2 separate regions of the Mus musculus genome follow, and region 2 is linked to region 1. The links are chromatin loops, found by intact Hi-C in ENCODE. Cell type or tissue: left cerebral cortex. All regions are shown on one strand. Each heading gives the region's core, and the rest is flanking DNA. Links, peaks and the distances in the headings are about the cores only. Region 1 holds the start of Gm33958 (a long non-coding RNA gene). Region 2 has its middle 26 kb from the start of Gm33630.

Region 1 (10,188 bases), core at 2,627-7,626:
ACACACAGACACACACATTATTAAAAACAACATAAAACAAATCTTTCAAAGCTTAGTGATATACTCAGCAACCATCCATATTTACTCAACGTAGTTCTCTGGGGTGAAAACTCTCCTACACTCCACCTCTGTATTTCAGGAGAGTCCATTATCTAACTACATCTGTCTCCAATATGCCTCTAAGGGAAGTGACATCAAGTTCTGAGTCTATAGCTGCTATAGGTGGCTGTAAGGTCGCAAGTGGTTTTCTTAGAGTGTGCAGGAGTCATTTTTTACCAAGAAACCTATCACCTTGTAGACCACCAAGAAATACCACTTAGGGCTTCCCTGTGTAAGCCCAGCAAGGGAAGGCGTTGGCCTTGAAAGAGCAAAGACGGAGATGTTTCGTCAGCAGCTGGCAGTTAATTGTGTCCCCAGTCAGGACTGTAAGCTTTGGTTACCTTTGTATTTTCCCAACTTGTAGGTTCCTACCTGGCAAGGAATCATTAGAAGAGTGTCTGATAGAAGAGGAGGGGGGGGGGAGGAGGGAGAAGAGGGGAATGAGCAGGAGGAGGGAGAGGAAGGAGAGGAGGGAGACTGGAGAGAAGGAACTGAAGAAAGGAGCAGGTTGGACTTGAGCTTCTAAGGCTGCCTCCAGTTTCCAGGCAACCAGCTTTCAAAGCCGGCCCCTCCACCCTTCTCTGTAAGACATCCCATCAGTTTAGATCATTCTGTATCACCAACATGGATATCTGCTCCTAGCAGGGACAGCCATCATCACTGTGGAGGAAATCTGCCATCCCCCTCTGTGTCTAAACCCCTCCAACTTCCTTCACGTATCCCAAGAGCCTCTTTAGCCCAGGGACTGCCATCCTGTGAGAGGCTGCCCAGCTTCCCTGGAGCCTGTTCCTTCTGTCCTTTCTTCCTGGACATGCTGCTCTGGAACCTGAGCCAGGCTGAACTCTCCACTTTCTGCTTTGCTCTGGAAGCCAAGGGATAGATGGACTGAAACCACCAAACCTGCGACCTCCGGGTGCCATGTCTTCCATGTCATTTCTCCAACCTTCACCAAGCGGGTTCTGTTTCTGGTTTCTAGTAGACCCTACCTCCCTAACGTTCTTAGACTCCTCTCACTCAGCTTGTCCAGGCCTCAGGATATTGTATTCTCCAGCTCTTCAGCTAACTCTTGATTAACTTTGCCCCTAGCCATCCAGTTCTCAGGGCCCTGGGAGGTGTATTCAGAGGTGTAATTCTCTGCTGTGGTCGGTTGCCTAAACCTTGTGCCCAGAGCCTCTGACTGGTTCAGTCACCACTCTACAGAGCTAAAACGTTGCTTTCCTTAGTGACTTATGAAAGACTCTATACCCAGGTTAGGAATATTCACGACAGGGAATGCCTTGAAAGCCACTCCACTTGCTTGCAGGACGGTTGGCTTTTGTCAACGTAACAGAAACCTAGACATGTCTGCGAAGAGGAAATCTGACCGAGAAAATGATTGACCCATGAGATGGGCCCATGAGGCAAGTCTGTAGAGCATTTTCTTGATTGATGACTCAAGTAGGAGGGCCCAGCTCACTGTTGGTACCAATTCCTGGTCAGGTGGTCCTGGACAGTACAGGAAAGCAGGCAGGACAAGCCACCGTGGGCAAGCCACTAAGCAATACTCCTCCGTGGCATCGGCTTCAGTTCCTGCCCTGACTTTCTTTGATGATGAACAGTGATGTGCAACTGAAAATGAAAATGAAATACGCCCCCCCCCCAAGCTGCTTTTGGTCATGGTGTTTACCACAACGACAGAAACACAGCAGACACAGGATGACACTAGCCCCTGTTTTGCGAAGAAGGATGGGAGAGAAGAGAAGGTATGAGGTTTCACTAAGCAACTTCTATAAATGAGAGCGTGCACAAGGTACCCCATCGCTACATCTTCCTTACTCTTGGGAACACATCTATAAAGGGAAGGACTGAGATAGGTGTCCCGAGCTAGTTTTTCACCAGCAAGAACACACTCGGACAACTGGATTCTTCTGCAGCAAAGCTTTATTGCTTCATTAGGAGGAAGACCCCGAACCCCGGGAAATGGTGCTGCTTATATACACCTGGGAGTGGCGTGTTAGCACCTGACTTGTTGCTTGCCCATCGCCTCATTGCTACGCCCCGGGATGGGCAGTGACTTGGCACGAATTCACTCTTGCACCTGCGCACATTACTTGTTTACCAGGCACAGCAAAAAACGGCGCCATCTTGTAATGGCGATTGCTCACGGCTCTCCACAGATAGGATCACCCACACTTTCCCAGAAGGGGAAACGGAGATACAAAAGAGGTGACTAGGATCGTGGTGACCACGTTGCTGACCCACAGTGAAGGGGACATTATGAACATGGAGCCTGTTAGCTCGTTTCTTAGAGACTTCCCTCCACTTGACCACTCTTCTTACTCAAATTCCTCATCTTTATGCTCTTGTATCAATCAGCCTTTCTGAAGCATCTGAGGAAACACTGGACGGGGTACCTTTTTCTACAGCCATTGGATTTATGAAGAATGAATATCTTTCATATATTATTTTTAAAAAAACAGGAAAACTGGCTGACCAGTGAAAATTAAAAATCCCTTCTATTTGCAGAATTGTAGAAAGTACAATGAGAGTCATCTCGCCAAAGTAAGCTAGAATCTACCCCACACATAGTAGACGTCTGCCTCCTCTCAAGATCTGTTTTGCAGCTGATTCAGACCAAGGAAGGACTCAGTGAGAAATTCAGCTTAGAGACTGTATTAGAGGTTACTTTCTTACAAGTATCTCTTCCCCACACTTTTAATAGTGGAACTCCTGTGCATATAAGACTATGCTTTCCAGTTTTGCCTTCTGGAAATAACCAACGGACTGTGAGCAGAAGGCTCAAGGCCACTTTCAAATCACTGCCCCATGGGGAGGGGGAAGGGGGAAACATGTCCCCTTCTTCACACTCTTTCTTCTTCCTGCTTGCTGCATCTGCAGCGACTGCCTAGGTCCCAGCCCAACCTTCCTGACTTCTGGACTGTGAAACTTCTATTCTCTCTCTAGTCATGTATTCAGGGATTTTTCTGTTTTAATCCCCAGCCTGGGCTTTAACAAATACAGGGGCTCAGAGCTTTCCCTTTAAGAGGGCTGCAGGTACAGTGTACACCTAAACCATGAATTATTTAAGGCTTTTGTTCAATCCGTGTTAACTAAATATCAGTTGACTTAATACGCGGTTAATATTTCTGAACATCTGCTCCATTCAAGGTGCTGTTCCTGGTACTGAGATGTACTACTCGGCCCTCAAACCATGAAGAGCAGACACAAAGGAAAATGACACAACATTATTAACATCTGCACCAGTAGTCTCAATAGCGATCACACAGACAACGTTTGTTCTTAACCATCATCAGTAACAATGCCCTGGTCCAAGACACCTTCCAACTTGGGGCAAAATTTTATTAGACTCAAATCTTTTCTCCCTATCAAGTCACTCACTTCTCAAGTACTTCCAATTTTCCAGTTATGTAATGGTCCTGATGTGCCCATTAACATCATTAGCCCTTTAAGGCTTAGGCTCCTGGACTGGGGAGATGGCTCAGCGGTTAAGAGCACTGACTTCTCTTCCGAAGGTCCTGAGTTCAAATCTCCGCAACCACATGGTGGCTCACAACCATCCATAATAAGATCTAACGCCCTCTTCTGGTGTGTCTTAAGACAGCTACAGTGTACTTACATATAACAAACAAATCTTTAAAAAATAAAGCATAAAAAGACTTAGGCTCCCTAACAACTCCAACAAATATCCCTGAGTCTGTCTCTGGTCCTAGAATTTATGGAAGAGAGCTAAGCCATGCCATGAAACAAATCATGCGTGCTTACCTTGGCCATGAGTGTTTCATGCTAAATGTCTTCTAGGAGCCAGCGAGAGGTATCTGAAAATCCTTGGCTGTCCTAGGAGTTCCGGGCAGAAAGCTAAATCAGCCAAACAAACTTAGGAAATGAATTGATAAATACAGATTGGTTCTAATTACATGGCTCTTCAGATTAGTCAATTGGTTCGTTGTTTGCTGAAGTGAAGCATAAAATCTGTCTACAGTATTGGCTAACATTAAAGAAAACACACACGAAATGGAATTCTACCTATCACTTTGGATTAATTACACCACCGAGCTGGCTAAATTTCAGGAGGAGGAAAAGCCCAAAGTGTATGTGAATTTGAGAGTGGCCTCCACTTAGCTATGAGGGAACCATACATAAGAGAGAGAAAAGAGTCCTTGTCTTTATGTTTCATTACAGCTTAAGTACTCGGTACTAGTCTAACTTTAAAATTGACTGTTGTTCGTTTGTTTGATGAGGTGGAGTCTCCTGTAGCTCAGACGGGCTTCAAACTCTATATAGTTGAAGCTGGCCTTGAACTGCTGACCCTCCTGCCTCCTCCTCTTAAGTGCTGGGATTACAGGCATGTGCCCCCTGTGGCTGACAAAGGTTAGTAGTATTTTCACGTGTAAAACTGGAACTGGTACAGGGTGTTTCCAAGTCCTTGATCAGAGACAGTGCTTAACACACTACTTATCTGACTAAATAATACCTATTACCTGTTAACTCACACAGTAACTGAAGGCTGATGTTTGTTCCGGAGTGAAAACAAGAACCCAAGGCTGGGGTTGCAGCTCAGTTGACAGAATCCTTCCCTAGCATGCAAGAAGTTCAATCCTTAGTAACATAAACCACGGGTCATAGAGTGCCTCTCTGTAAACCTAGCATCGGGGAGTAGAAGCAGGGGAACCGGAAGTTCAAGATTACTCTTCGCTACTCTGCCTACATGAGACATGGTATCAAAAAAGAAAGATGGAAAAGATAGGAAGAAAAGGAAGGTGAGACAGAGAAAGAGAGAAACCGAGTGTCCTGGAGGGAAGGGCTACCAGTCTATGATACGTAAAGACAATGTTTCCCGTTCAGAAACCTTCTTCTCTTCAGGGCAGATTTCAGGAATCAGCAAAGGTACACCATGACCTGGAGGGCATGTGTGGGAATGCTTTGAAACAAGGGAACCACAAGGATGTCAAGTCAGGAAAGAAAAACAATAATTCATTCACTACACTCCCTGTGAGGACAGTGGAAGGGCACAGCCTTAGGGGTGCATCAGGGTAAGTCTCACTTTAAGACCAGAGTCATTCTCGGGGGTCAAGAAGACCTGTGAGGAAACCTGTGAAGGACAGACAACCAGAGAGCATTGTAGAGCAGGGGTAAATTACATTAAAATTAGCACATGATTTATATATACTTATAATCTGCCAAATAGCTATAGGCTTGGCCAGGATACTTCCATATGTTGTGGTAAATCACTTGGAAGGCCAACTGAGCATTTGTGGCATTTCGGAGATGCCAGCTTTGGCTAGGAGGTTGGCGGCTGCTGGGGGCAGTAACCTACCTTGTGTGAAGAGAGAAATAGAGTCTAACTCCAAGAGAACAGATGGCAAAACTGTGGGAGCCTCCACATCGCCTCCCTTCTCGAGAAATGTGTTAGGATACCTGTGCTGGCAAACAGGCCAGACTGGTCCCGACGCCCACGCCCGCACAGCCAGCCTGGGTTGCCCCTTGGCTTCTCACTAACACAGTGAAGAAGGATGGGGGCATCTGGTTTTTACTAGTTCTCGCTCAGTGTTACAAGGCAGTTTCCTCACACCTCATAGCGGGAGCCCTCCACCCATGGGGAAAGGGCCTTGCAAAAGGAGGAATCCAAAGAGTTTGTACAAGATAGAAAAGAAGGAACCCCTGGCATCTAGGCCGTAGTTGGTTGCATAAGGATTCTGTTTCTCTGAGGCTTCCTCTTGTCTGTGAGCAAACTGAGCGTGGTAGGGTCTTTCCAGAGCCCATCCCCAGAGGACAGGGCAGCACAGAAAACTCGGAACAGAGGAGCATGGCAAATGGTTTGCATCTGAGCCCCTGACCTCCCCTTGGACTCAGCCAGTATCCCCATCACTGCCCAATCATATCCTTAAGTCCTAACCCCGTCAGAGAGAAGCAAGAAAGATGACAGCACTGTGCCTACAACCTGAAAACGAACCAGAGCCAAGCTGAGACAGGACCCACCCTGGTGACCAGATGGCTCCTCTTTAGTCTGCACTTCCCGGGGGGGGGGGGGGGTAGGGGGGGGGGCCTCTGGAAGCTCAGGAGTACCCGCAGGGAAATACCTCGTGGCTGGCAAGTCACCAACCACACCCTGGCCATCTGACTGTATGACAAGGCTGTAAGGGTGTGTGTCCTTATTTCTCTGGACATCCAAAAAGCTCAGCTGGTCATTTCCCTTAGCTTCATTCCCTCCTTTGACCATCAGGACAGTGAGACATCTGAAAACCTGTGGTCAGCGCCAGACCAGAAACAGAAGAGAAAGAAGCCACCTTCTTTCCCCAGCATGCCGCCCCAGGGAGCCAGGCCTTTACTTTCACATATGCTGGAGGTGTGGTGTCCAAGAGAAAACCTTTTGAACTGTTTTTTTTTTTTTTTTTGGAATCTCCAAAAAGACCCTGCACATCAAAGGGGACCCAGTCCCTCCCTCGCTGTGCATGGCAGGCATTGTTAAGCATTTTGCATGAATCAACCTCCTTCTGAAAGAGAAAGCAAACCCAAAGCATGTGGCCAGCCCGTGGCCACAGCGGCGGCCCCACGCACATGCAGCACACATGGCCTTGCCTGGTTCAGTAGATTCAAATGCCGCCGCAGCTACAAGAACCTTTCTCACTACTCCCCCAGGCCAGGATACAATGGGGCCAGTTGTTGGAGATATCACATATAGACCTACCTCTTAGGAGTCTGTGCAAACTCTGACTCCAGTCATAAGGGAATCCCTGCTGGGCCACCTAAAAAAAAAAAAAAGTCAGGTTGAGATGCAGTCTGGGGTGAACAGAGAGGCCTGTGTGAGCCATTGGCACTGGGCCCAGAAAGCCACACTCCTGAGCAAGCTTCAGTGTTGCTGGCTTTCTGCAGAGGAGTCCAGACCCTGAAAGGATGAAGGGGTGGGTTCCATCCATAGCTTCAGACTTTTGTCATCTACCTTCATGGATCTGTCTGGTTCCCTACAGGTGGCTAGGGTGATGGGCGGAGCATTCGAGACCCTGCTGAAGGCCACTGATGTCCCCACGGAGCCTAGACATTGAGGAATGTCTGTCTCTCCCTGGCCAATATGGAGGAAGGCATCTCCGGGCCCTTCCTGAAAAAAAAAAAAAAAAAAATGGACCTGAGGTTTTCCTGGAGATAAATGGAACCATTTTAAAGGGAGATGCTTTTTTAAAGAAGCCAACTTCTCTGGTAGCAAAGTTCTAGGTTCAGGAAAAGAAAGAAAAGGGTTCAAACCCTACGAATACAACTCAATCGGTAAGTTTTAATTAGCAGTTCAAAACTGCCCACATTCTGGGTTTCTAATTAATAGGCACAATTTCCGTTGAGTTCTACTTCAGCGAGAGCTATATAAAACCAGTGAGTGGGTGACATCATTCCATTCAAAAAACAAAAAAAAGAACAAGAAGGAAAGAGAGGAATGCCGAATTAGGAACAGAAAACGCAAATGATCCATCTCCCTTCTATACCTGTATAAATACACATTGTTACCCACAGCTCCTCCTGGGGTTTGTCAGTCCGTGATCAATCAACACCTTGAGCCAATTCGATACCTCGACTCCCTGAACCATAGGCCAAACAGTACGGATCCCAGTCAGACCATCCAAACATACTGGGGGATCAAGAAAAGAGGGTATGGGGAGGGGGTGGAGACATAGAGCATTTGCAAAGCCATGAGTTACACCCCACCGACCACACACATAAGCGGGACATTGTGCTGACACACAGAGATAGGCCCTGAAGAATCCCTGTATGGGACATGTGGTTATATATCCCTGTTCCTGAAAATGGGGAGAAGACTTCAAAGGCCTTTAATCAAAAAAAGACCAGGAAAAAAAAAGAGCCACAGCCAGATTTGAGGAGAGAAAGCATTTCTGGAAGCTTTAGAAAGCTTTAGTGGAAAACACAAGAGTAACATGGTAATGGTTAAGAGGCCATATCTCCAAAGCATGCAGGAGGCAGTCTGTTCTTCCTGGAGACTCAGGAACCAAGGATGTAGAGGGTGAACAAGGAAGACCTAGGAGCCGCTGGTTCTGATACCATGAGCCTTGAAGAAGGAGTGTCACATGGATTTGCACAGTCAGATGGAGCCACCCAGTGTGTGCCCTAGTGTCTGCGACCTCAGGCAGATCTGCTGGAAAGGTAAGTTCTACTGCACTGAGGTTTGCACGAATTCCCCCGCCACCCGCCGGAGTCTCATGTGTACATGCATGCACATACTTACATACCCATCCCATGCATGCAATGCCCATCCCCCTCAGCAACATTAGGGTCCAGATCCCCTCTTATCAGAACATTCCCATGATTGACAGAAACCTGATGTCAAATCAGAAGATGTCACAGAAAGCAGCACATGAGTAGAAGGCTAGACACTGATGGGGTAAGGACAAGATAAAGCAGACTCCGGGAACACATCCAGGTTGACGGAAACATGCATGCCTCCTTTCTCATATACACACGCCCCATAGAGCTGTCATTCTCTTGGGGAAACCTCAAGGGACCCCTTAAAGAAGAAGAGGCATTTAAAAAGAAACCTTTTAGAACACACCATGAGAGGCTTAGCACGTGCCCAGTTGGCCAATCTAGACAACCAACCTTCTTCCAATACCCAATTGCGGTCATATCAGATGTTTATCTGTGAATCTGTGGACAACACATCCTGGAAGACCAATAGAGAGATCACCTTGCTCTCTTCTTCCCATCAGATGATTTTCTTAAGGCCCTGGCTCCCCTGAGAAGCCAAACCACCCTTTCTAAGCCATCATCACGTCAGTCTACCCTGGATCCAGTGAAACCATTTCTATGTGGCACGCACTGGAATGTTCAGGTTAAGTTTAAGTCTTCCTGCCTGCCAAAAAACAAACAACAACAACAAAAAAATCAAGGTTCTATGGTTATAGCTTAAACAAAAGAACTTTCATGATCAACCTGGTCTCCCACATGACCTGCCTGTGAATAAATCTATCCTATAGTCTCATTTTATTATTTGTCTAGAGAATGGATTGAATAAACAATGTCCATGAAACAATTCAGAAAATTGTCTGTAAGACCTCAACCTGAAGTAAATGGTTCTAGTCAGGATGGTGAGGAATTCTGGACATTAAAAGAAACAAGCTCCAGTCATCCCCTTGAAGTGGGTACCAGACAAACATATTACCTTGGCAACTAATAAACTCCCTCGAGTTCCAAAACAGCGTGGCTACCAGACCAGCCTAGGGTGGGAAGAAGTAAGGGATTCACAAGCTCCTATCCCTCTAAGAGCCTGTCTTTCAGTTCCAGCCACGAGCTACAGAACGTTTGGTTCAGTGGGAAAAGCATATATGTTGGTGGGTCCCATATATTCCATCATCCAGCCACATCGTAGCGAGTGTAAATGCATAGCATGTTGATAACAGTACATAACCTAACAGCACTCTTCCCAGAATGCCCCACCACCACTACCACCACCCCTCCACCTTCATTGCATGGTTGATTCTTGATTTCAGAGGTAGCTCTGCGCTGTAAAGCCAGCTACATCATAAAATTAGCAGCTACCAAGTCATCAATTGAAGAGAAAATGCAGGGTTGGGTTTCTGTGAGCCTCTGATTATAACATCTTTTTGCCAATCGATACAAAAATCTCAGTTTGTATGTTTAAAGCTAGCTTTATGAAGAGATAGTGACCCATCGTCAATGTTGACCTCTCAGCTTTAATACCTTGGAAGCCTTTGCCTGAAGAAAGCATCAACACACCAACTCTCTCTTTTAGATACACTATAGCCTTCTTGTGCCCAGAATCCCATGACAGCAATATCAGCCCCGTGACTGGAACATTTTTTAAACAGGAAACACACACATGGACACACCACATACACACACACACACACAGAGAGAGAGAGAGAGAGAGAGAGAGAGAGAGAGAGAGAAAATAAAAGGACATGGCACTAAATAGATTAAAAAGGAACTCCCATTTTTGGGAGGAGAATTAAGAGTGTCACTTTGTTCCGCTTAAGCTGAGAACATGCTTGTCTGGTAGCTCAAATTGTCCTGAGCTCTGTGAGTGTCCACACACGAATGCGAAGGCAATGGCAGTGTTGATCCACGGTTGTA
Region 2 (10,188 bases), core at 3,003-8,002, 320 kb before region 1:
GCCAACAATGCTATTTTAATTAAAACAGTGGTAATTTAATTATCTTTTGATGGTTAAAAAAAAAAAAAGAATGAGCAAATTAAAATTCCGTGTATTTTAGAAAGGCCAAGCAGTTTCTGGGAGGTCAGAGGTTACTACTGGCAAGCATGTTTAAGGTAAAGGACATCACACCTGCTGTTTCAGGGGCGAACGAGCAAACGCAAAAACAGGCCGGAGAAAAGTCTGCCGGCAGAGTTCAGTGCTCGCTCAACTGGGTTCCAGATTCCCATGAATCTCAGTGAACCCTGGTAGAGGAGGCAGGGCTGTGTGAGAGATGGCCTCTTGCTAGCCCAATGCTTATTCTTTATTCCTTAGATAGCAGTGTTTCCACTTGGCCTGTCTTTCCCATTATCACATTAGCATACAGTGCTTGGTGTGCCGCAGATGCTCAATATATGCTTGAGAGGGATGACGGAGTTTACCAAAGCAACTTGCTTCTCTATAGCTCTCCGCTGAGGAGGGGAAGGAAAGAGGAGGAGCTGCTAGAAGGAAGAGATGCATAAAGATTCTAGGAAGATGGAGCCGGAGCGGGTGGAATTCTTCTGTTTAGATAAGAATGGGGAAATTTGTCTTTACCCCATGAAACCTGAAGTCCCAGAGGCTTTGGAGTGATATCCTCTTCTACCAAGGCTGAACAAACAATAGTGCATACAGTTTACGAAGCCACCCAGTCCATAGAGAAGAAGGAGTCTGAACTGACTGATAGAAACCTGAACCACTGTATTGTGAAGAAAACCACTTCCTTCAAGACTTCACTGAAGATGGGGCCAGGAAAGAAAGTCTTGAGGCTTCTCTTCTTGACTTGATAATCCCGAGACAGCTTTCTTTGGGGCTGTCTAGAACTATCTTTCTCCTGAGGGGGGTCAATAACAGGGGTGACGTTTTAGGTTGAGTATATTCAGGCTAGTTGGATCTTGGAGCCAGACCAAAGAGACTGGGGGTTGTTTTTCAACATCTCTGTAGCTTTTGTGTCTTTCCTGCTCTGGGTTTAAAATGCACAAAGGGAAGACATGATAGTGAACTTTTTCTTTTAACTTTAATGAATTCTTAAAAATCTTTTAAGTGATATATCATGTAGTGTAGAAAAATGCATTCAGAAAACATATATGGCTCTAGGATCTATCACAAAATGAAGGACCACTCAGGTCAAAGAATAGAATTTCATCAACACCCAAGCAACCCACTTCAGAAGGCACTTCCAATTTATAACCCATTCCCTCTTCCCCGAGGATAACCACTGTCCACTCAAAAACATGAGCTTAATTTTACTTGCATTTGCACGCATACATGAGTCATACCTTAAGCATGATTTTGATCTAATTACTTTAAATTACATCACATTTGGAAACTTCCAGGTGTATTTGCATTTAATGGGAGTTTGTTTAGTTTTGCTGTTATTGTAGAAATAGAAAAGTAGGGGGTCTCCTTTCCCCCATCATAAAGGACCATGGCCAACATTCCTCTAATGAAGAACAATTGGAGAAAGAAAAGGATAACAAATTAATTCGATCACAAGTTACATGGTGTAGGAGACTTCCGACTGAAGATCCTAAGACCCAGAGCGTGAGGATTGGGGAAGATGGTTAAGCCCTTGCTATGTAATCATGAGAATCATAAGGAAAATTCCCAGAAACCCTCATAAATGCAGGGTGGCCATGGAAGCCCACGTATAATTCTGAACTCCAAAGGGCAGAGACGGGAAATCCCTGGAGCAAAGTGCTAGCATGACTAGCCATATTGGCTAGCTATGAGTTGACTGAGAGACTCTGCCTCCACAAATAAGGTGAAAGGATGATAAAAGATGATTCCAGACTTCAACCTTAGGCTTCCGTATGACCATTCCCATATGCAAAAACATGCATACAAACACATGCAACACACACACACACACACACACCTGTATGTAAGTCCCATGTGCTACAATTAACTTTGTACACTCAGTAGATTGTCCCCTTTACTCTGACTTACAGGGATCCAATGTAGAGCACTTTTACAGCTAGTACCTCAGCTGCCATTAAAAACCAAGTCAAAAACCACAGAAGTATTCTCCTGTGTCATCTTCTGGGATGGGGATTGGCAAGCTATAATCTGTGGCCCAAATCCATTTTACCACCCGTGACTTTGATAAGAAAATTGCTTTATAAGACACAACCTTGCTTATGCATTTACCTAATGTCTATGTCAACTGTGAGTCAATCCTATGGTCCAATAAAACCCAAGATGTCTAACACCTGACTCTTCAGAAAACATATGCCACATTCTCTTCTAGAGTATTTATTATCTTTCCTCCACATTTGGAGTCAATATTTATAGAGAAAGAGAGTGCTAAAGTCAAGATATGTTTTCCTATAGAGATATCAAACTGAACCAGTTCCATTATTGAAAACATTGTCCTTTAGCCATGGTACCATAATTTAATAAGTCAAACCAGATATACACATATGCAGGGTAAGTCTGTTTCCAGACTTTCAGTCCTTACAATGGACTAGTCCATAATCATTTCTGTTAGCAATGTGTGCTTGTTTCAGACCTGGGGCCTATGAGTTTCAGGCACACATTCCGCTGCTAAGCAATTCCTCAGTTCCTGATGCGCTTTTATAAGGGCACACGGTGGCCTCTTAGTTTTTTTCTTTAGCTATGTCTCTGTTGGCATGACCCTATTCATTTTGGAATCAGCTTGTCAATGTCGTCAAAACAGCTTAGTCTTGGGTTTATATCTTATTGACTCTTTAGATCAACTCTTTAGATAGGTTTGACTTGTAATGATCCATTCCATTCATGAAACATCCCACTCAAGAAACATCTCATTCATGCAAGTGATACAGTGTTCAATTCTCTTAGATCTTCTTTGATTTCTCTCATCAGCATCTATGTCTTCTGATTTTGGTTATCATGTACATGTGTTGATAAGTTTGTCTTTAGGTCACATGTAGCTTTTATATAAGGGGGAAACCGCACTAATTAGGCACCAAATACTATGCCCTAGTGAAAATATTGTGGACACCTAAAATGATCAGTCCTATTTTAAGAAAAGATCTGGGGTGGGGGTGGGGTGAGAGAAGATGACAGGGCTGATAACAGATTTCATCATGCTTGCACACACATGAGCATGTCCACAGAAGTGTATGTCCTATCGTTTGGAGTGCCTACTGGTGTTGATACCTAAGCCCAAGTGCTTTTAGGATTGTTTATCAGAACTGAAAAAAAAATGGCGTAGGAAGTCAAGATGCCTGGGTTCTTAGTGTCATTCTTCATAAACTAGCTGTGAAACCTGAGTCAAGGCTCTACTGAAGTTTGCTTCATCTCAGCTTCTGCACCATCAAGAATGAGTTATCTCCCATGCCCTTTGATTTACAAGCAGGGAGAAGGGAAAGGTGTTGGTTCCTAGTGTTATTGCCAAAGTCAGGGATGTCCTGAAGATGACTGATGGTTCTGCCTGTCTGGAGATTTCTAAAAAGAAAGATGTCTCCCCATTGTTTTGGGAGTATTTTCAAACCCTTTGATAAAAAGCAAGGCTTTTAAAACACATGTGTGTGAGAAAGGAGATTCGTATGGCAAAGGAATGTACATCATGAATCCAGAGGGAACAGTGGGGAGGACAGGCTGGTGTCTGAAGTAGAGTGGGCTTCCAGGGTGGAGTGGGTGTCAGGTGTGGAGAAGGAGCAGGGCAAACTCAGAGGACACAGAAGGAAAATGAAACCCACAGAATCCTTAACTTCATTTATTTAAAAAATTTCACAGAAATGCTATATTAGGGCTTTGCCTTTGTTGTCTCTGGAGAAAGCATTATGGTCAATGGAAAAAGATGTCTAGTCATTTTTTCCCCTTATTGTCAAGAGCGGTTGCTCTAAGTGGGCAGTAGTAGAGTATAGCCATTTCTGTTGTTCAAACTGCAAGCTCTTGCTTATGTAGCAAAATATTCTGGCTAGGATCTGTCTTCATCACTAATTTCTGTGACTCGATCAGACTCTGTTCCCCAAACATCCAAGCATCTGGGGCAGGCTCAGAGGGTACACGTGGAATTCATATCTGTAACCTCTGAGTTTTAAGCTATGAAGAGGCATGGTCCCCTTCTTCACCCTCTATCTCACATTCTAGTGTAGACTCCAAGGACTTCCAGTCCCTAGGAGAACGGCACAGGCACATGATGCAAGGAGCAGTCTAGTCTGTTTTCCAAAATCCACGGAGCCACTGAAGGTTGGAGGCTGTTACAGTAGCTAGTGCCATCCTAGCCAGTATAATAGAATACTTGAGACTTGGGAAGTTATAAATAACAGAAGATATAATTTCTTATTATTCTAAAACCTGTAAAGTCCAAAGACAGGGTGTCAATATGTTCATGGTCTAGTGAGAATCTGGTCTCTTCTTTCTTCTAAGATATAGCATCCTCAAGAGGAAAGAACTCTGTGCCTTCACTTGGTAAAGTCACAAGGGCCCACGAGAAGAAAAGGACCAGGGGATATGTCACCACTATTGTGTTATAGAAAGACAGGACATGGGAAAGGGAGACAAGCAAGGATTTCCCAAACTTTAAGTCACTGGGGAATGTTCAGAGTTCTTATAAAAATAGGGCACACACACACACACACACACACACACACACACACACGCACACACACACACACACACACACAATGTCTCTACATAATATCAGGGCCCAGTAGTTTTGCACTCTCTCAATTTGCATTCAAATTTCCCTGAATTGGCTCATGGCACACTCGTCAGTGGGATTCAACATTCAACAACAAGTAAGCCTTCCCTCGCTCTTGGCACGTCTCAGTCCTCCCTCTCCCCCACGCAGCCTCGTCCCTGCTGCCTTCTCCTTCCCACAAAGCTCATTTTTGGCAAAATGGTTTTTATAAAGCACACATTTTAACTAATTAAGTGTAATCCCACGATCTCACGTGCCTTCTCCCACATCCCCTGACTCACACACTCCCCCATCTATGGGAATTCTCCCTTGTGCCTCCCAAAAGAATGGAGTGCGCATGCATACACTCACACAGCACACAATCCTGTCTTATACGTAGCAAAGTTATTCACAGAGTGTGACAGTTCTCCTGATTTTCCTTTGGCTTTTTTGTGATGCAAGATGGAAAATGATTTTTCCAACATTGCGTGTCCTCTGAGGAACTAAAATATGCAGTGCTGGGTTTCTTTTGGCAGCAAAGTTGCCTGTGATCCTAAGTCGACACAGATCCTGAACCTACAGAAATAGTCCCTCTTGATCCTTTCTAGCAGGAGTTTCGAGGATTGGCTTCATACCCATTAGAGGCCTGGATAGCAAGAGCATTATAATTCACAGCCTTCGTTTTATTGGTGGGGATATCCATCTACTCATAGGTGTCTTGTCGCCTCTAAAGCTCACGTGGAAATCTGAGCTATGCCCACCATTCACATGGGGCAGCAAGCACATCATCTTCTCAGGTTATTACACCAGCCACTCGGTAGTGGGAGAACCATTCTCTGTCGGTGAAATGAAGGGGACTTGTGAGTGCTCAGAGCAATACCAGCTTCAGTCCTCTAGCGCTGCACCACTGAACACATTTTCAAGACCACCCAGTATCTCCCCTATTCTTTGGAACGGCCCCCCAATGCAGTAGACACTTGAACGAGATCTGAGGTTATCCAGACAAAAGGCATATAGGATGATTTCAAGAGTGTGATTTAGTAAGGGCAGGTAAACAAACACAGGGCTGAATCTATTGTGCTAAGTACACTGTATGACTTTTGCTACCACTGTGCATTCATTTCGGAAGCATTGCCCTAGAAGAAAATAACAGCGGTGGCAGCAGCAGTGGCAGCAGCGACACCAACAGCAGCCAACGACTGAATCACTGAGGGGGAAGGCACCAACAGCTATGCCTCCCAACTAAGGAACATCTTACTCAACCTCCCTCCTACTCACCATCACTGCCTGTAGGTTTGGAACCAGGAAAGACTTTAAAAGCTAAAGATAACAAGCTAATAGGATGTTAAAGCGAAAGCAGCCTCACAGCCCAGCTCCAGAGGTAGTTTGTATGATGACGTTATTCCTGGGCTCCACACTTCGTTGCGTGGCTCCGATCTGTGGCACTTTGCTGGGCTTACAAGTGCTGTTATCCTGAGAACTCAGAAATTGCTTTTGGCAGAGGAATCAAAGCAGGCATATCCAGCCTCTTTTTTTTCTTCTTCTTCTTCTTGCTGTCTCTTTTTTGTTGCCAAAACATACGGTTCTTGGTTTTATGGGAAACTTTCCTTCCAAGGAATAACTCGAGATGGTGTGATAAAAATTAAATGGTAGAGGAAGAGAGGGAGACAGGGAATCATGGAAAGTCAGATCTAGTCCTGTGCCTGCTGCTAGGAATTGTAATCCTCGAACAGGGCATTTATTTGCTTCTAGTCTTTACTTTTTCTACCCCTGAAACAAGAAGAGCAGACTAAACGCTCCCTGAGGTCTTTAACTATTCTGTCACTCTGTACATTGAAAATATTGTTATTTCATTTTAGAAACTACTTGTTGAGACTATAGTTCCATTGTAGCCACTTCAAAGGGCACGGGGGAAGAGGTGACTGGTTCACTTTTCTTCCAAGAGCAGACCAACATAGGAGTGAAGGGTCTAAGCTGCTAGAATTCTGCAGGGCATGTGTGACTACAGAGCCGTAGCACAGATGGGTGCTTTACCCTCCAGATCCACTCTTGACCCTTTTCCTATGAATCAGGACCTGCTACTTCAAATGCACCTCCCACTGGTCTATTTGGTTATTCTGAGCTGAAAGCCCTTGAGCAACAGTAGATGTGCACAAGGCTGTCTGACCTACCTCTTCCTCTCTAAAGTACTGAGTCAATTTCTGGTAAGAAAGATGCCTTCCCTGTAAGAGGAGGGGATATTCTGATCTCTAGAAACAAGTATCTGATGCCCAGATGAATTCTTGCAAATAAGACTAGAGCACTCCTCCTTATCTTTTATAAGTGTTTCCTCTATCTGACTCCTAGTTGTGTATCCACAATTTACTGCCAGAGCTCCAAGGCCTTTTGCTTCTGTGCTGTCATATCCCCACAGTTGACTACCCTTTGCTGAGGTGATATGTACTGCGTCAACCCTATTCAGTGCTTTTGATCTTCATTTCTTCTCTGTGAAGATTCCTGTACCTGTTTCCAGAGAGAGAGAGGGAGGGAGAGGGAGAAGGAGAGAGGGGAAGGAAGGGGAGGGGAGGGAGAAAGAAAGCATCAAATAAAAATCTCTGTGTTTGTGTCATTAATTTATCAGTCTCAGTCCCCATCAGGGAACCCATTATTTCTTTTACTGGGAGAATAATGCAATCAAATCTCAATGAGTATATTGAACACATTCATTCTTTCTTTCTTTTCTTTCTTTCTTTTTTTTTTCCTGTCCTTGGCCTTGTGACAGTTTTGGTGTGTCTTCTGGCCTCAAGTTTCTATGTCTGATCCTGTATCCTTTCATAATTTCAAAATATGGTCCTGTGGATGAACCATCCTCAGATCTGGACTGAGCAGAGGGTGTCTTCTATTTTCTATTGACCTAATCAAGGCATGGGTCTCACCTTTGAGTTGTGTGTCTCTGAAGATGATGAGCAGAACAGTTAGATCAGAAAAACTGCCAGAGGAAATGAGAAGTCTTGAAATAGTTGTATGTAGCCATCTCATGCAGGATCAGATGGGCAAATGCTTTCAGGGAGCGAGCCAGAAGCCCAGAGACATGGAAGATGCAAACATTCAAGGAGACTGGAAGGAGGGCCCGATGAGAAGTGGGGTGGGATGATGAGGCTGGAGGAGAGTCACATAGGAGACCATAAATGATCTATATGCAAATGAATGTGTATTCTATTCTCAAGCCAAAGGAATTCACTGATAAGTACTTAGAAGCCACATCACCAGGAATGGCTTTCCAAACATTATGCTGGTGTTCAGTGTGGAAGAGAGCAGAACTGGAGGCCAGGAGATTGACTGACAAGCTCTTCCCATGACTAAGAGCAGGGCGTAGGTGAAGGAATTTGGTGCAGGTGAAGGAACAGTAAGTGAGGGTTATGGGAACTGAAGAGAACAGGGAATCTGATGAAGACCCAGGACAGATGTCAGCCTAGATCATACCCAGTCATTTGGGTTCGGCAAATCGGTAGTTGGTAAAAATCATTCATTTACCAGAATAAACCATAAAGGAGCAGTCAAATCCAATCACTCTTTCTTAGTCAAGAACCCTCACGAACATCTTCTGATCATTGGCCTTTTGCCGCCATTCAGCAAGCGCGTTGATTTTCTCTGATGGATGAAGGTGGTGTTACCATCTGTGAGGATAATGTCAGCATCATCTTGCTTTTGGAGAAATAGCAAACGGACCCATACTCAGTGCAGGCTCAGAGTAAACCATCAGGAAAGCCTATCACCCACACCAGTGGCCACATCCAATCCAGTCCCTACTGCAGACATATAATTTGTTTGCACACTCACCAAATCCCTTTTGAGTTTATGACTTGTGTGTACTATTGGTTATCTCTTGTGTGGGCAACTGGCAGCCAGCTGTGTGAAAGAAGAGCTGTATCTTTCAAATTTGTTTTCTTTCTTTTCCTCCATTTCTCTTTCCTCCCCACTCCTTATAGTCTTCCCCCCATCCCTGTATGTGAATAACTAGCATTTCTACGAAGAAAAAGTTAAAAAGCTACATTCTGGAGCATGAAAAGCTCGCCTGAATTATCGATTCAAAGCTTTATAACACACCCAGGATAGTAAGGACATTTATAGATTTCATGAGCTGTTTAATATCTATTTGTGGAGCAAGTGCCATGCATAATCATCGTGGACTCATTATGTTTCTTTGGCTGCCCAATGAGTCATAATGAGCTTCTGCAAATGTAAAATAATAGTTAGAACTAGAAGGAACGGAATAACAGCCAGCGTCAGATATAAAATTATTATTACATGCCGTCTGCAAGAGCCATCAGGGCGAGGGAGGGACGGAGGGCCCATCATTGCAGGCACATGTGTGCGTGTCTGTGTGCACATGACGTGTCTGAAGAATTCACTCTAAAGTGAGAGGTAGGGGTCCTCAAAAGTGATGGGCTATGGATTGATTTTCCATTAAGACTCAGGCAAGTGGAGGTGGAGAGTTCAAATTACAGGGAAGAAATAGAACAGTCGATGGAGACCCCTCTGAGAAGATGGAGCCCTAGGCTAAAAAGATGAAAGAGACTATATCCCAGCAGTTAAAATGAAGAGGAAGAGATCATTTCTAAACAGAGCATTAGAAATAGCTTCATTCCTCCCTATTAGCCTCTGCTCCCCCAAAAGAAGCCAGGACAAAAGAATTCTGCGAGAACATCTTAAAGAATACCTTCTATGATTGAAACTATATTTAGAAGAAAAAATATGAATGCAATGTTCTCTTTGGGGTTTTTCAAGTTAGGTCTTTCTTCCTAATTGGCTCCAAGATCATTTGCCCTGTGGATGTGCCATACTCGATTCAAAGAGGAAGACTTGAAATCAGGTAATGGTCTTAGAAGAAAACTTTCTTTCCCTGCCCTTCATTTGAACTCTTTTATGTCCTCTTCTGCCTATGAAGTGAATTTGTATAATTTTATACTGCCTTGCTACTCACTTGGATTTTTCTCTTACCCAATACAGGGCTTAAGCACCCTAATGTAGTTTCTAGTTTCTGCCTTCCCCTAGTTTCTCAAGATGATCATATGCCTTCACCAACTGCCTCCCAGTGACAACCTTCCCATACAGATACAACCTGTCTGAGTCATGCCACTTACTCCCATACCTGCATGCACTGAACAAATGTACTACAGTGACCACTGCTCAGCTATGGCATGACCATGAACTGGTTTGTTCCAGTCCTACCAGTTAGAACTCCCCATGACGACGTGTCAGGGACTCCAACAAAATCTTTACCCCCAAAGGTCTCTTTTCCTCTCTGGTGCTCTCCCCACAACTCGCAGTGATTGAATACATGTGTTCCTGACAGCTGCCCACTTCCCATGGGCCCTGTATAATATATTGCCCTCCTCTCTCTGGGATCTGTGTGTAATATACCACTCCTGTTATTTTATGTGTTTTGTTAGGCTAGTTCTTCTATGTCTCACCTGACTGAAATATCCAAACCTAATGTCTTTCTTGATCAGGGTTTTCCTGAAGAGTATCTATAATGA

Evidence for each region. Peaks named below come from ENCODE experiments on the same cell type or tissue, not always from the same donor. Only the 100,000 strongest peaks of a DNase experiment are listed, where the experiment ranks them.
Region 2: a loop joins it to region 1, with 2.8 times the contacts of the local background. A loop is called at or near these places in 2 of 42 quality-filtered maps.

What each region holds. Positions count from the first base shown.
Region 1 is chr13:44,393,320-44,403,507 of GRCm38, forward strand. It overlaps Gm33958 (a long non-coding RNA gene), which reads right to left and starts at 6,842. Exons shown (of 4, transcript XR_873330.1): 1 at 6,785-6,842; 2 at 3,862-3,933. In left cerebral cortex, for the core only: no CTCF peak of the experiment used is centred there; DNase peaks (open chromatin) are centred at 5,447 and 6,919.
Region 2 is chr13:44,068,390-44,078,577 of GRCm38, forward strand. No RefSeq gene overlaps it. Among named protein-coding and RNA genes, the nearest start is that of Gm33630, 26 kb to the right of the region's middle. In left cerebral cortex, for the core only: no CTCF peak of the experiment used is centred there; DNase peaks (open chromatin) are centred at 4,970 and 5,959; H3K27ac peaks cover 1,613 bases.